2 separate regions of the Homo sapiens genome follow, and region 2 is linked to region 1. A link is an interaction called in ENCODE POLR2A ChIA-PET data of the cell type or tissue named here. Cell type or tissue: MCF 10A. All regions are shown on one strand.

What was found. ChIA-PET counts read pairs that join two places held together with the same protein. Peaks named below come from ENCODE experiments on the same cell type or tissue, not always from the same donor. Only the 100,000 strongest peaks of a DNase experiment are listed, where the experiment ranks them.
Region 2: POLR2A ChIA-PET joins it to region 1 with 5 read pairs; 7 of 35 experiments call an interaction of 5 or more read pairs at or near these places.

Annotation. Positions count from the first base shown.
Region 1 is chr10:63,193,414-63,201,413 of GRCh38, forward strand. It overlaps JMJD1C (jumonji domain containing 1C), which reads right to left. Exons shown (of 26, transcript NM_032776.3): 11 at 7,063-7,264; 12 at 5,100-5,314; 13 at 3,998-4,150; 14 at 873-962; 15 at 1-59. Among named protein-coding and RNA genes, the nearest start is that of NRBF2, 64 kb to the left of the region's middle. RefSeq lists an enhancer at 6,191-6,727. In MCF 10A, no CTCF peak of the experiment used is centred here; a DNase peak (open chromatin) is centred at 4,098.
Region 2 is chr10:63,275,702-63,283,701 of GRCh38, forward strand. All of the region lies in intron 2 of JMJD1C (jumonji domain containing 1C), which reads right to left. Among named protein-coding and RNA genes, the nearest start is that of MIR1296, 93 kb to the right of the region's middle. In MCF 10A, no CTCF peak of the experiment used is centred here; no DNase peak of the experiment used is centred here.

The sequences.
Region 1 (8,000 bases):
GGATTTAATACCATATTTTTCCCTAAGAGTGTGCATGGCATCTAGAAGATCTGTCAAAACTACAAAATAAAATGGTAGTTAATAAAAAGATTACCACTAGTTGTTAATGCTGTAAAATTTTTTTCTTACAATATTTTGTATTATAATTGGGAATAACGGAGGTTTTCTTGTGCCCTTTAAATTTCTTCCATTTTTCTCCATTCTCTTCCATCTATTACAGTTTTGATTATTCAACCAAATTTATGTTTTTTTTGTTTTTTTGTTTTTTTTTGAGACGGAGTCTTGCTCTGTCACCCAGGCTGGAGTGCAGTGGCGCCATCTGGGCTCACTGCAAGCTCCGCCCCCCAGGTTCATGCCATTCTCCTGCCTCAGCCTCCCAAGTAGCTGGGACTACAGGCACCTGCCACCACGCCCGGCTAATTTTTTGTATTTTTAGTAGAAACGGGGTTTCACTGTGTTAGCCAGGATGGTCTCGATCTCCTGACCTCGTGATCCGCCGGCCTTGGCCTCCCAAAATGCTGGGATTACAGGCGTGAGCCACTGCGCCCAGCCAAATTTATGTTCTCTATTCTTTTCTCTCTTTATTAAAAATTAGATATGCTCAAAAATTATAAGAAGCTTTCATTAAAAATCCAATAGGCCTTTTCATTACACTCCAGCTTTCCACTTCTAATGGTGAACTTTCTTCATCACTGAGGCTTGGACTTATCTTCTGAGCTTTATTACATAGAGGATTTCCAATAACTGAGCAAGACAATTCAAAACTAGTTAAATCTCTCTCCACCCTGTTATATTTCTAGATACTCCTTTAAGTGTTTCCTTAATCTGGAGCAACCAAGAGCAGTTATATTACATGAAGAAGATATACTTACCAGAACCAGGTATAATTTGGGTTGGCATTAAATGTTTGTGATCATGAGGCTGTCCCTTCACACACTTCATCCAAGCATATAGTTCTTTATCTGTAAGATAATAAAACTTGTATATCACACTCATGGTTTCATAATTATAAATTGATAGTGTAAAGAACTTAACGATTATATAAAATGTTTCATAGTTGGCTAGAGTCACAGCCAAAGAGAAAAAGAAAAAAATAAAAATAATGAAATAAAATGTCAATGATATGCTTTAGATGTTTGGTTCTGAAACAAGTCAGGAAAAACAGTTCCACCATTTCCTGATTTTATAAAAACACTGACACAAAATGGATATAATGATAGCCTTTCTAAAAATTACCAGTCATTATTATTAGTGACCTCTATCTTTGTAGCTAATCTTCTATCTCTTAGCTGTTTTCTGTGCCAAACAGAATTTATGCCTGATCCTAGTACATCAGACTGACACAGTTTGAGATGACTGTTAATTCATTTTCCTCTTATGCTTCAAAGACATGTAGAGAAACATGAGACATGTGAAAAAGCTGGTACCATACAGTTACTATTAACTGCTATTGCTGACTTCAAATAAGGTTTCATCCCTGAAGTTGTAAAGAATTAAGGCATAGCATAGGGCATAACATAAAGAATAAAAGCATTTGATACCTTGATCTCAAGAACCTTCTCTACAAATTTAGTGACACAGACAGCTACTTACGACGTGGCTACAAGAGTTTCAGTGTCACAAAGTTCAATAAATTCAGCATAAAAAAATCTAGAACTAGACCAGGCACAGTGGCTCACACCTGTAATCCCAGCATTTTGGGAGGCCAAGGCAGCGGATCACTTGAGGTCAGGACTTCAAGACCAGCCTGGCCAACATGGTGAAACCCCATTTTTACTAAAAATAAAAATTTAGCCAGGTGTGGTGACACATGCCTGTAGTCCCAGCTACTTGGGAGGCTGAGGCAGGAGAATCACTTGAACTCCAGGAGGTGCAGGTTGCAGCAAGCCGAGATCGCGCCATTGCACTCCAGCCTGGGTGATAGAGCAAGACACCATCTCAAAAAAAAAAAAAAAAATCTAGAACTATTGTTTCATAAAAATATACATTAAATAAAATTCAAACCCAGTCTAAAACTAGTTACCTTTAAAAGCTTTGACTTTCCTCTGCAAAACCTACACGGTAACTTGCAAATATTTCATATATTGCTTATATTTTAGACACTTATGTGGATTACCACTCCATGAAGCTATATATTAAACCTACTCAATCTGAGTTTTATTATAATATTTAACAGTAAAATAGATATATAGATAGTATGGACAATAACCCAAGGCATAAGTTACACTTAAAAGAATGATACAGTGGCCAGGCATGGTGGCTCACGCTTGTAATCCCAGCACTTTGGGAGGCTGAGGTGGGCCGATCACGAGGTCAGGAGATCGAGACCACGGTGAAAACCCGTCCCTACTAAAAATACAAAAAAATTAGCTGGGCTTGGTGGCAGGCGCCTGTAGTCCCAGCTACTCGGAGAGACTAGGCAGGAGAATGGTGTGAACCCAGGAGATGGAGGTTGCAGTGAGCCGAGATTGCGCCACTGCACTCCAGCCTGGGCAACAGAGTGAGACTCTGTCTCAAAAAAAGAAAAAAGAATGATACGGTAACAAGACTATACTTTCAAAATTAATACTACTATGAAAATCAGCAGGCTGGGCGTGGTGGCTCATGCCTGTAATCCCAGCATTTTGGGAGGCTGAGGTCAGGAGTTTGAGACCAGCCTGGCCAACTTGGTAAAACCGTGTCTCTGCTAAAAATACAAAATTAGGCATGGTGGCACATGCCTGTAATCCCAGCTACTCGGGAGGCTGAGGCAGGAGAATTACTTGAATCCAGGAGGCCAAGATTGCGCCACTGCACTCCAGCCTGGGCAACAAGAGTGAAACTCCGTCTCAACAACAACATCCAAAAAAAAAAGAAAAAGAAAAAGAGAAAGAAAATCATCAACAATACAACAATTTACTTTTAATATAAATATTCTTTATCTTATTCAAAAAAAGCATTTATGGTAGCTTACATCAAATTTTATAACAATTGAAAATATCAAAATACATGTATTGTGGTTTCACATTTTACTCATATTAACATATTTATTGCATATCCCAGAAACACTTAGCTGTAGATGTTCAGCTATGCTTCCACATTTGCTCAGGTTTCTTTGGTAAGAAAGGGTAAGAGACTTTGGTTAATCCTATCAGTAGAAGATACTGATGGTTAAATCATGGTTCATCTACCTGATACACTACTCTGAAAAAAGAGCGGCCTGAAATGAAAATGACACTCATTACTTTGAGACAGACAATCTATACTAAGTACTTCTAATGTTTCCACAATATTAATCCTCTTATTTCATCAGAACTCTACTCCTAACAAAAAATTCAATACCAGCTTTAGGTAGTCACTTCCAAAATTGCCTTGGATAATCTTTCTAAAACACTTTTGATTCATTTAATTACTTCCTTTCTGAGACAGGGTATCACTGTGTCACCCAGGCTGGAGTGCAATGGGGCAATCACAGTTCACTGCAGCCTCCATCTCCTGGGTTCAGGTGATCCTCCCACCTCAGCCTCCCAGGTAATTGGGACTACAGGAACACACCACCATGCGCAGCTCATTTTTTGTATTTTTTTTTTGTAGAGATGGGGGTTTTGCCATGTTGCCCAGGCTGGTCTTGAACACCTGGGTTCAAGCAATCTTTGGAAGCCAGCCTTGGCCTCCCAAAGTGCTGAGATTACAGGCATGAGCCACAGTGCCCGGCCCACACACTGGAATCTTAAAGCAACAAGGCCTAACCTAAATTTGGGCTACATTAAGGAACTATCTGACTGAAATGAGAAGATGGATATACTCATGAGGCTGATGGGTGTAGATGCAATTTAATTCTAGAAAATATAGCCGTTAATAAACTGTGGTTACTTCTCCTCTTAAAAACAAACTGAAAAAAAATACTTAATACATTAATAAGGAAAGTAGGAATAAAAAAACACATCTCATGTTCTAGAAGAGTGATCCTAAAGAAAAATTATAAAAAACTTCAATTTATATAAACTTATACACCAACCTCTAGAACTCTTCCTTTCCTTTGCCTTGTAACAATCTAAGCAGACCACAAATCCACATTTTTGGCAGACCCAGTGAATGTTAAACAATGTTGCTTCACATGCATCACACATCTCCCGGACTCCTCTCACTGCTCTTTTCCAGGCAATTTTGGCTGAAATACAGAAAAAACAAAAATTTTAAAGGCAAACATGCTCTTTTCCAAGGCAATTTTGGCTGAAATACAGAAGAAATAAAAATGTAAAGGCAAACCAAGAACTTTCAAGGCTATATTAACTGAAGACCAATAGCTTTCTTGAAGTAATTTGTAATTCTCTTTAGAAGACCCATAAATGATCATTAAGTGAAAAATAAAAATGCCGTACATCTAAGCAGGGTTTCTCAACTCTGGTACTTTTGACATTTTAGGTTGAATAATTCTTTGTTGGGAGGGATTACTCTGTGCATTGCAGACTGTTCAGAGGCATCTGTAGCCTCTACCTATCAGATGTTGGCAACATATCCTTAACTCCCTCAGTTATGCAACCAAAGATGTCTCCAGTCATTGCTAAGTGTCCCCTGAGGGGCAAACCAGTGATTTCAAGGAAGGGAAGGAAAAGAAGCTAATATTTAGAGCATCTACTATGTTAGGAACTATTAAGTACTTAAGTAAACATAATTAACATAACTACTTTCTAAACAAATTAATGAGATAGTTATCTTTCCTATTTTCCAGACCTGCCTGATATCCAGAGAGGTTATTTGCCAAAGGTAACAGTTAGGGAGTAAAGCTGAGATTCCAATACAAATAATTGGGGTAGATTATGTCTTTATAAGCCAAATGCTGAAATTTCACAATTTCTAAAGTGGGTTTAACACATTAACTTAATGTTGTAATGGCAGAAACAGCAAAATGCTATTGTGATTTCACAAATGGTTAATTGACTCAATTCACCCTCTATAGGAAAGTATCTGTAACCTTAAATACATACTGTAAAAAGGTATCATTATCATAATTAAAAATCAAGGTTAGATAAGATTAGGGACTTCTTTCACAAACATAATTCAAAGAGAAATTCTTAAAATGAAATTTGTGCAGTTCATGTTATATTTAACTTCCTTACCATCCTTTTTCACCCAGGACAAAGCTGTTTTTTCAGATGTTACTAATTGACAGAACTTATCACCTATTATATCCAAGATATATTTAGAAGTCTCTATATCTAGTTCATCATCTTCAAAATTTTCATGTGTCCACAAACTCATAGCTTCATCATCATATTGGTCAGGAGAAGAGAAACCATCTATTCTAACTACTCCGTTTTTACTAAATGACAACCTGAAATATTAAAACATAAAAGTATTAGGTACCCACATATTAAAACATAAGTCCAGTCTTTAAAATTGTAAATTTATAATTATGTTTACATTGCATTATAAAATATGAATTACATTAAAAACAGGAAAACAGGTTAATTCTTCACACACTAATTATTGAATTAATTTAAATAACTCAGGTGTTATGCAAATGGCAATAAGTAGTAGTAATTTTAGGTTATTTCAAGAAATAAGATCACTTATACTTACTTAACTCCAATAAAATGAAAACTGTTTAAGTGTTTGATGAATGACAAGAGTAAAAATGTGGGCCCAATGTTGCCCAGAGCAATGCTGTTATTTTATACATAATCTAAATCGGAATCACCAAAGCTGAAATGGCCTTAAGACTTTCACCAGGAGGACTTTAAAAATGCCAACTATACATATATTTTCATTAATTAGACTGACACATTGCTGAAGTGATTTAAGAGAACAAGGATGAAAATTCTTAATAGTTTTATAGGAACCCCATTAATGTGCTTACTTGCTCTTAGCTTCTGATATCCAAATAACTACTCTATTCAGAGAAGTTTATGGTAAACGGAAGGCAAAATTGCCATTCTCTTACTGGCTGGTGGTTATTCCTCAATTATATTGTACTTCACTCTCTTTACTCTCAAATAGCTGATGTCTAAGATACAAGTCATACTGTATTTTTCATATGAACAGCAACATTTCTTTTATCCCTACTTTTCATACCTTTATTATTCTTTCCAAAGCTTCCTTCTTTTTAAACCAAATTTCTCCTTTTTGTCATAACCCAGCATCTTATTTTGGTTTTATGTTATAATCTTTGCCTGAACATTTCTTTCCTTCAGACTTTTCCTAGATTTTCTTATGCCTCAAACCTACTTTCCTTTTGATTCCTTTTTTCATCTCTTCTGCACTTCCATGGGTACTACCTCTTATAATTATTCCCTGAAATTGTCTTGTCTTTTAGGGATTGTTGGCTACAAAGTGAGGAAGAAAGAGAACCTGGTTCATTCTTATCAACACGTATTTTTGGAGGTCTATACTGGGCTACCAGCATAGAGTATTCAGCAGAGTAAAGTGTCTCAATTTCTTAGGAAGATAATTACAGCTAACAATAGAGCATTTCATATGCGCATGGGACTACACTTAAGGACTTGGCATACTTATCTCATTTAACCTTCATTAAACCTCTCTTAGGTAGGTACTAACATTTACATTTTGCAGCTGAGACAGGCTTAGTTGTCCTACCACAGTTAATAAACTCACACAGGAACTAAGAGACAGAGATGGAATTCACAACTAGAAATGACTGATTCTGGAGTGTGACATGTTAATTAGTCTTTACTGTCTGGGTTATCCAGCTATTCTTTAGTTGAACTCTTGCAAGTCTACCTTTAAGTTTTTAATTTTAAAATATTATTTGGTAATATTCATATTAAGTTAGTATATAGGTTAACAACTGTTAAGAAAAAAATCATTTTCTCATTAAGAATAAATCTCTCAGAACAGAAAGGTCATATGGAACATGAGTAATAATGTATGTATTTAGTCTTATAGTTAGAAATTGTTAAAATTTAGCACGAAAACATTTAATAACTCTTTTATAATGTTTCCAAAACATGGAGACTCAAAGACTTACTCCCCCATCCAAAAGGGACACTCAGAATAACACTATATAATTTCCAATATCAAATCAATAAATTACTTTTTTCCCAATCTCATATTTTCACTTACCGTCTAAAGTAGTAAAATCTACAAAATACTGGTGAGTGAGCTGGTTCTTCTCCTTTTTTACTGCGAATAAGTCTACATTCTCGACACTTTTGTAAATTAGGCCCTATCTCACAGCAGGAGTCATCCTGTAAAAAGGATTCCCCAGTTTGCTTCAGCTTCTTGACTTTACGCCAATCTTTCAATACTGAACGAGGAATGCCAGCTGTAAAATCAGTAGGAAAGTTTTAGCAAGATTATGCTTTGTAAAAAGTTAAACTCCTTGAGATGAAATTCAAGTCAGTTATACAATTGTGATGATACGGTAAGACTTTAGTAAAGAAGCAAAGACATTAAGAGCTCTAGGTACTGATTAATGACTAAAAAGTGCAGCAGCGTTTCTATTTACTTACTAACCAATTCTATTAACCAAATGAACCACTCTTATGTCAGTGTACTGAAAATGCAGAACTAAATTTTCCAGCTGACTGAACTCTTTAAATATCATTCATGTATGTATAATAGCAAACATAAGAATCATTCATATTCTGTGTATATCAATAACTGAAAATACAGTCCTTCTATACCAAAAGTTGGTTTACATAGGAGAAAGCTCTTTCAAGATCCACAGCAAGAACGTAAAGATTAAAGGTTTATATAGTTAGAAACTACAGGTTAGTTTCAACGTATTTCTATTGAAATACATAATCTGATTTTCCAAGGTAAGTGTGGCTCATTAAGACAAGTGGTAATTTTATAAAACCTGTATTTGGGAGAAGAGGTGCTTAGCTATTTCTCCTAACATCTTTCCTTTATTATAATACCCTGCATTTGATATCAACATACTGATGGTGGCAGTATCTTTTAGAAAAATAAAAGGGTTTGAAGAAAGTAAAAGGAAAAAAAAATTAACTTGGCTATCTTTATTGATGAATTAAAATAGCCATCAAAAAAGTAAAAAG
Region 2 (8,000 bases), 82 kb after region 1:
TCTTAACAAGTAACATAATTATATTTGAGAAAATTTGTAAAATAAATGCATGAAAAAGATCCCATATTCTTATCCTTAGTGAACCCAGCCAGTTAACTATTTAAGTGCACTTTCAGCCCTTTTTTTCCTCACAACCATATTAGTTATCAACATTCAGGATACACGCAAATTTTAAGTTGCTCATTTTATTTAATAATCTTCTCATGTTCTTACATTGCCATCATTTTAACGACTTAAAAAACAGGCATGAGTTTATTAAAGCATTAGTTTTATTATTCATTCTCTTAATGTTGAATGCTAAAGCTGCTTGCAATTTTGTATTATAAACAATACTATGAACGTCTTCATGCTTTTAGTAATTAAAAATCATAGATTAAATTATATGTTAGAATACTAAATTGGTAGGTACAAGCTCAGAGCCATTAACTGGTAGTCTTTGAAAAAAATCATGGCATTGCCAAGACATTAGAGATAGGCAGTTGAGGCCGGGCACGGTGGCTCATACCTGTAATCCCAGCACTTTGGGAGGCCGAGGCGGGCAGATCACAAGGTCAGGAGATCGAGACCATCCTGGCTAAAACGGTGAAACCCCGTCTCTACTAAAAATACAAAAAGTTAGCTGGGCGGGGTGGCGGGTGCCTGTAGTCCCAGCTACTCCGGAGGCTGAAGCAGGAGAATGGCGTGAACCTGGGAGGCGGAACTTCCAGTGAGCCGAGACCCCGCCACTGCACTCCAGCCTGGGAGACAGAGTGAGATTCCGTCTCAAAAAAAAAAAAAAAAAAAGACCAGCCTGGCCAACATGGTGAAACCCCAACTCTACTAAAAATACAAAAATCAGCTGGACATGGTGGCAGGTGCCTGTGATCCCAGCTACTCAGGAGGCTGAGGCAGGCATGGGGATTACAGGTGCCCACCACCACTACGCCCCAGCTAATCTTTGTATTTTTAGTAGGGACAGGGATTCGCCATATTGGCCAGGGTGGTCTCCTGACCTCAGGTGATCCACCCTCCTCAACCTCCCAGTGCTGGGATTACAGACTTGAGCCATGGCACCCTACCAGGAAACCAATTTTAATTACGTATGTAATTAACAGTAGTCCCACAAAATATGAGACTCACTGAAGAGTGAGATATTGAAGCTTATACAGCATCTGAAGCTATGGAAGGAATAGAAGCTTGGGGCTTTTTTTTTTTTTTTTTTGAGAGAGAGTCTCGCTCTGTCGCCCAGGCTGGAGTGCAGTGGCAAGATCTCGGCTCATGAACTCTGCCTCCCGGGTTCATGCCATTCTCCTGCCTCAGCCTCCCGAGTAGCTGGGACTACGGGCACCCACCACCACGCCCAGCTAAGTTTTTGTATTTTTAGTAGAGACAGGGTTTCACCGTGTTAGCCAGGATGGTCTCGATCTCCTGACCTCGTGATCCGCCCGCCTCGGCCTCTCAAAGTGCTGGGATTACAGGCATGAGCCACCGTGCCTGGCCAAAATAGTAATCTCTATTTTTTTATTTTTTTTAATCAATGTTGACCAGGTTGGCCTCGAATGTGTAGCCTCGCCTCCCCGAGTGCCAGGGCAACCGGCCTGAGCCACCGAGACTCCCAGAAGCTTGGGGCTTTTAAGGGTTGGTGTCTACACAAGTTATACAAAATGGAGTGAGAGGAGGAAATACATGATGAATAAAGATAGTCTTGTTATGCAGACTAAAGTCTCTCAGGTAATAACAGTTGTCTGCAGCAGCCCTTTCCCTGATACAGGTAACTTTTACTAAAGTAGATCTCCTTTATAGATGGGTAAATTTCTTTTACAAAAGGGCAGCTTTTCAAAATTACTCCTGTGTCTGCAGATTCTCAGAATAACTAGCTCAAAACATGGCAAAAAAAGATATTTTGGGGATGGTATATTCTGGTCTCTTACCAGAATATTTTGGGTGGGGTATCTTGAGCCAACAATGGATAATCAGTATAATGAAAATTTTTAAAAAACAAATTGACCAAGTAAGAGCAAAATATATTCATTGAGAGTAATTTGCATTTCTTTTTTTTTTTTTTTTTTTTTTTTGAGACAGAGTCTTGCTCTGTCTCCCAGGCTGGAGTGCAATCTTGTGATCTTGGCTCACTGAAACCTCTGCCTCTTGGTTCAAAAGATTCTCCTGCCTCAGCCTCCCGAGTAGCTGGGATTACAGGTGTGCGCCACCACGCCTGTCTAACTTTTCTATTTTTAGTAGAGATGGGGTTTCGCCATGTTGGCCAGGCTGGTCTCCAACTACCTCAGGTTATCTGCCCACCTCGACCTCCCAAAGTGCTGGGATTACAGGCATTAGCCACTGTACCCAGCCTGCATTTTAATAAAAACAAAAGTTATTAGGTTAATAAGATTTGAAACTAAGCTTTAAGGAACTTGACTTAAACAAAACTTTTATCAAGACAACCTACAATAGGTAAGTCAATGAAATACAGGCTGGATGATAATTACATATCTGCAGTGGGTTAAAGAGTACTGATTAATAGGCCAGGCACAGTGGCTCACAGCTGTAATCCCAGCACTTTGGGAAGTTGAGGTAGGCAGATCACTTGAGGTTGGGAGTTTGAGACCAGCCTTACCAACATGGTAAAACCCTGTCTCTACTAAAAATACAACAATTAAAAGAGAATAATAATAATAATAATAATAATAATAAAATTAGCCGGGTGTGGTAGCGCATGCCTGTAGTCCCAGCTACTTGGGAGGCTGAGGCAGGAATCGCTTGAACCCAGGAGGCAAAGGCTGCAGTGAGCTGAGATTACGCCACTGCACTCTGGCCTGGGCGACAGACGAGACTCCATCTCCAAAAAAATCAAAAGCAAGCAAACAAACAAACAAACAAAAAAAAGAGTACTGATTAGTAGTACTGTTGCCGAGCGTGTGATCCCAGCACCTTTAGGAGGCCGAAGTCGGGAGTTCAAGACCAGCCTGACCAACATGGAGAAATCCTGTCTCTACTAAAAATACAAAATTAGTCAGGCATGGTGACACATGCCTGTAATCCCAGCTACTTGGGAAGCTGAGGCAGGAGAATCGCTGGAACCCAGGAGGCAGAGGTTGCGGTGAGCTGATATTGTGCCATTGCACTCCAGCCTGGACAACAAGAGCAAAACTCCCATCTCAAAAAAAAAAAAAAAAAATAGTACTGTTATTAACCTGTGATATGTTATTCATTCATTTCTGGTCTTATATACTCATTATCGCTTGAAAGCTATCTCTATTTTCAAATTAACAAATGACAGAATGGCTGGCTACGCACGGTAGCTCACGCCTGTAATCCCAACACTTTGGGAGGCCGAGGCAGCTGGATCACCTGAGGTCAAGAGTTTTAGACTAGCCTGGCCAACATGGTGAAACCTCATCTCTACTAAAAATACAAAAAATTCTCCGGTGTGTTGGCGGGCGCCTGTAATCCCAGCTACTCAGGAGGCTGAGGCAGGAGAATCGCTTGAACCCACGAGGCAGAGGTTGCAGTGAGCTAAGACGGTGCCATTGCACTCCAGCCTGGGCAAAAGAGCAAAAACGTGGTCTCGAAACAAACAAAACAAATTACATAGTGATTTAAAAATATGTCTTATGATAAAAACAATCATGACCTAGATTTTAAAATGATCAAGAAAATCTGGAATTGTATCCATTGAAACAGAAAAAAAATTTTAAAAAGCTAAAATAAGGATTAACCTTAAATTTTAATAATGAAAAAATTTACCTACATTTAGGTTTAAAAACTCAAACTACTCAAGTAGAATGTACAGAAGCACTAGCTTCCTTGAAATGCATGTGAAAGAGGCCAAGGGCCAGGGGCTCACACCATAATCTCAGCACTTTGGTAGGGAGGCAAAGGTGGGAGGATTGCTTTGAGACAGTGAGACCATCTCTACAACAAAAAAAAATTTTTAAATTAGCTGGGCATGGTGGCATGTGGCTGTAGTCCCAGCTACAAAGGAGGAGCACTTGAGCCCACGAAGTTAAGACTGTAGTGAGCCATGTTTGTGCCACTGTACTACAGTCTAGATGACAAAGCAAGACCCTGCCTCTAAATTAATTAATTAATTTATGTGAAAGAATCCTGAAGGGTTTGAAGACACTAAACCAATACATATTACATATACATTTTTAAATGGGAGTGGGGGGAATCAAAACTTGAATAGGCTGGACACGGTGGCTCACGCCTGTTTTCCCAGCACTTTGGGAGGCCGAAGTGGGTGATCACCTCAGGTCAGGAGCTCAAGACCAGCCTGGCCAACATGGTGAAACCCTGTCTCTACTAAAAATACAAAAACTACCTGGAGTGTGGTGGCACACACCTGTAGTCCCAGCTACTCAGGAGGCTGAGACAGGAGAATCACTTGAACCCGGGAGGCAGAGGTTGCAGTGAGCCGAGGTCATGCCACTGCACTCAAGTCTGGGTGACAGGGCGAGACTTCATATCAATTTAAAAAAAAATTACAGAATAATAAGATCATTTGAAGGAATGCTAAATGTTTTGCCTGGGGAAGAGAAGAGGGGCAAATAATAAATATGTACGATTATTTAAAAAGTTAGTGTAGGCCACACGCGGTTGCTCACGCCTGTAATCCCAGCACTCTGGGAGACTGCGGTGGACGGATCACAAGGTCAAGAGATTGAGACCATCCTGGCCAACATGGTGAAACCCGGTCTCTACTAAAAATACAAAAAAATTAGCTGGGTGTGGTGGAACGCACCTGTAGTCCCAGTTACTCGGGAGGCTGAGGCAGGAGAATAGCTTGAACCCAGGAAGCGGAGGTTGCAGTGGGGCGAGATGGCATCACTGCACTCCAGCCTGGGCGACAAGAGTGAAACTCCATTTCAAAAAAAAAAGATTCTGAATGAAAATTTGTCAAGTCGTCACTATAAGGAATATATTTCTGCCTCTGCCTGGGGATGGTTTATAAAATATTAAAGATTCTTTTCAATTCTAAGATTTTAATATTATCTTGTTCAATCTACTTAGTGTTTAAGAGCAAAGTACAGATAAATGTGATAAACCAAACTCTTCATAAACACTGCTACCACTTGTGTATATATAAAGAAGCATAAAATAAGTACTCCTGAATGTTTCATGTATTATTCACATGAACTGGCAGAATTAAAGGTAAAAAGTAACATCTCCCATTTTAAACTTCATAAAGTAAACCAAGTAGGCTGTCCCGCTTGACAGAAATAAAACGACACAAGATGCTTGTGTGGCATGGGATCCATGGGATCCTTTACCTCTTTTTCTTTTTTTTTTTTTGAGACGGAGTCTTGCTGTGTCGCCCAGGATGGAGTGCAGTGGTGCGATGGGATTTCACCGTGTTAGCCAGCATGGTCTTGATCTCCTGACCTCGTGATTCACCGCCTCCGCCTTCCAAAGTGCTGGGATTACAGGCGTGAGCCACCACACCCGGCCTTTTTTTTTTTTTTTTTGAGATGGAGTCTCGCTCGCTCTGTCGCCCACGCTGAAGTGCAGTGGCACGATCTCGGCTCACTGCAACCTCTGCTTCCCAGGTTCAAGCAATTCTCCCGCCTCAGCCTCCCTAGTAGCTGAGATTACAGGCACACGCCACCATGCCCGGCTAATTTTTCTGTTTTTTTTTTTTGTTTGTTTTTTGTTTTTTTAGTAGAGATGGGGTTTCACCATGTCGGCCAGACTGGTTTTGAACTCCTGACCTTGTGATCTGCCCGTCTCGGCCTCCCAAAGTGCTATGATTACAGGCGTGAGCCACTGCGCCTGGCCTTTTTTTTTTTTTTTTTTTTTTTTTTTTTTGAGACGGAGTCTCACTCTGTGGCCCAGGCTGGAGTGTAGTGGTATGATCTCGGCTCACTGCGACCTCTGCCTCCCGGGTTCAAGCGGTTATCCTGCCTCAGCCTCCAGAGTAGCATGGACAATAGGTGCATGCCACCACACTTGGCTAACTTTTTGTATTTTTAGTAGACATGGAGTTTCACCATGTTAGCCAGGATGGTCTCGATCTCCTGACCTCGTGATCTACCACCTCGGCCTTCCAAAGTGCTGGGATTACAGGCATGAGCCACCATGCCCAGCCAATCCTTTACCTCTTGAGGATAAAAATTAAATATAATTCTGTGGGAATAAGAAATATTATACCATTAAATCAACTCAACCATAAAAGCAATGCTTGTGTTAAAATGTTAATACTCATAAAAATCACAGGAGAAACTGAGGTTAACCTAAAATAAAATGTCCTCAATCTTGAGTCCTGTCAAGCACACCATCCTCAAGGAGTAGGACATATACGTTTGCATATGACTGATTTCCTGACCTTTTTTGGTCAAAAGCTAGTAATATGCCTCTTCCAGTTTTTCCTAATCGTTTCATTGTTTGTCCTCTTAGAAACTTGAATAAGACACCTTTTTTGCACTGGTTTTGTTCATTTCCATCTGGCAAACATCTGTTTCTTGTGCAGTATAAGTCAACAAGGCTCTACAATTATTTCCCCATTACCTCCTTGTTTGTTAAAACTGATGATGTCAGCAACAATCTGGAAGCCAAATTTTTCAATGGACAAATGAGATACACAATTTCCATTAAGTATATGATACGATGCAGTATCTATTTTTGCATATTTAGAAGATTAACATTTAGGTGACAATGATCACCTATGTTAAGTAGTATTTAGATTCAAAACATGGTAAAGTAATAACAAAGTAATCCAAGTTTCTACCATATTTCTTTAAGTATTGGTAACTTATGCCGATATTTTGACAGCAGTGAAATATCAAAGTACTGATATGCAACACAGAAAGACTATACTGAAAGAGAGACCTTTTTCACACAATTAAAGATTGGCACTGAAGTGTTTTCTTTCAATTACAAATTACGATTCATTTAAAAGTTCTTCCCTTTCTAGCATGTTAAGGGGTAACAAAGTTATATTTTTAAAATGTACAGGGAAAACAAATATACTAATCTCCTCTCAGGTCAATAAAATTTCGATAACATTTCTTCTTTAAAAGACCTTCCCCACTAAAACTCTAGGTTTTCTTTTTTTGAGACAGAGTCTTGCTCTATCGCCCAGGCTGGAGTGCAGTGGCGCGATCTCGGCTCACTGCAACCGCCGCCTCCCGGGTTCAAGTGATTCTCCTGCCTCAGCCTCCCAAGTAGCTGGGACTACAGGCGCGTGCCACCACGCCTGACTAATTCTTTGTATTTTTAGTAGAGACAGGGTTTTACCGTGTTAGCCAAGATGGCCTCGGTCTCCTGACCTTGTGATCTGCCTGCCTGGGCCTCCCAAAGTTGCTGGGATTACAGATGTGAGCCACAGCGCCCAGCCCTCTAGGTTTTCTTAATTCAGGTCAGTTTCACTGAAGTCCTGTCCCTCTAAAGGAATAAGACAAGAGTCCCAGATCTAACTGGGAAAGAAAAAAGTTAAGGCCCACTAATGATGTCCAAAAGCCTTACAAGTTCATCCCTGTGGAGACAGGAAAATTTCATAGACTCTTCATAAATAATAAAGATTTCTTCCAGAGTTGCAGTTTCCTACAAAGTTTCAGATAGCCTATAAGCAGTCTGAGCAAATAAACTTCTTTGTAGCAGTGTTTTATAGCTTTGGTAACAATTGCCTTTTCTTTGGGGATCTGAAAGCTTCCCTGTATTAGCAACCTGACCACCTGCTTTCTGAGCCTTTTTTTTTTTTTTTTTGAGACCAAGTCTTGCCCTGTTACCCAGGCTGGAGTGCAATGGCATGATCTTGGCTCACTGTGACCTCCGCTTCCCAAGTTTGAACGATTCTCCTGCCTCAGCCTCCCAAGTAGCTGGGATTACAGGCGCCCGCCACCACACCCAGCTAATTTTTTTTATTTTCAGTAGAGATGGGGTTTCACCATGTTGGTCAGGCTGGTCTTGACTCCTGACCTCAAGTGATGCACCCACCTCGGCCTCCCGAAGGGCTGGGATTACAGGCGTGAGCCACTGCACCTGGCCTTTCTGAGCTTTTTAATAGAACCATTCTTCTTCAT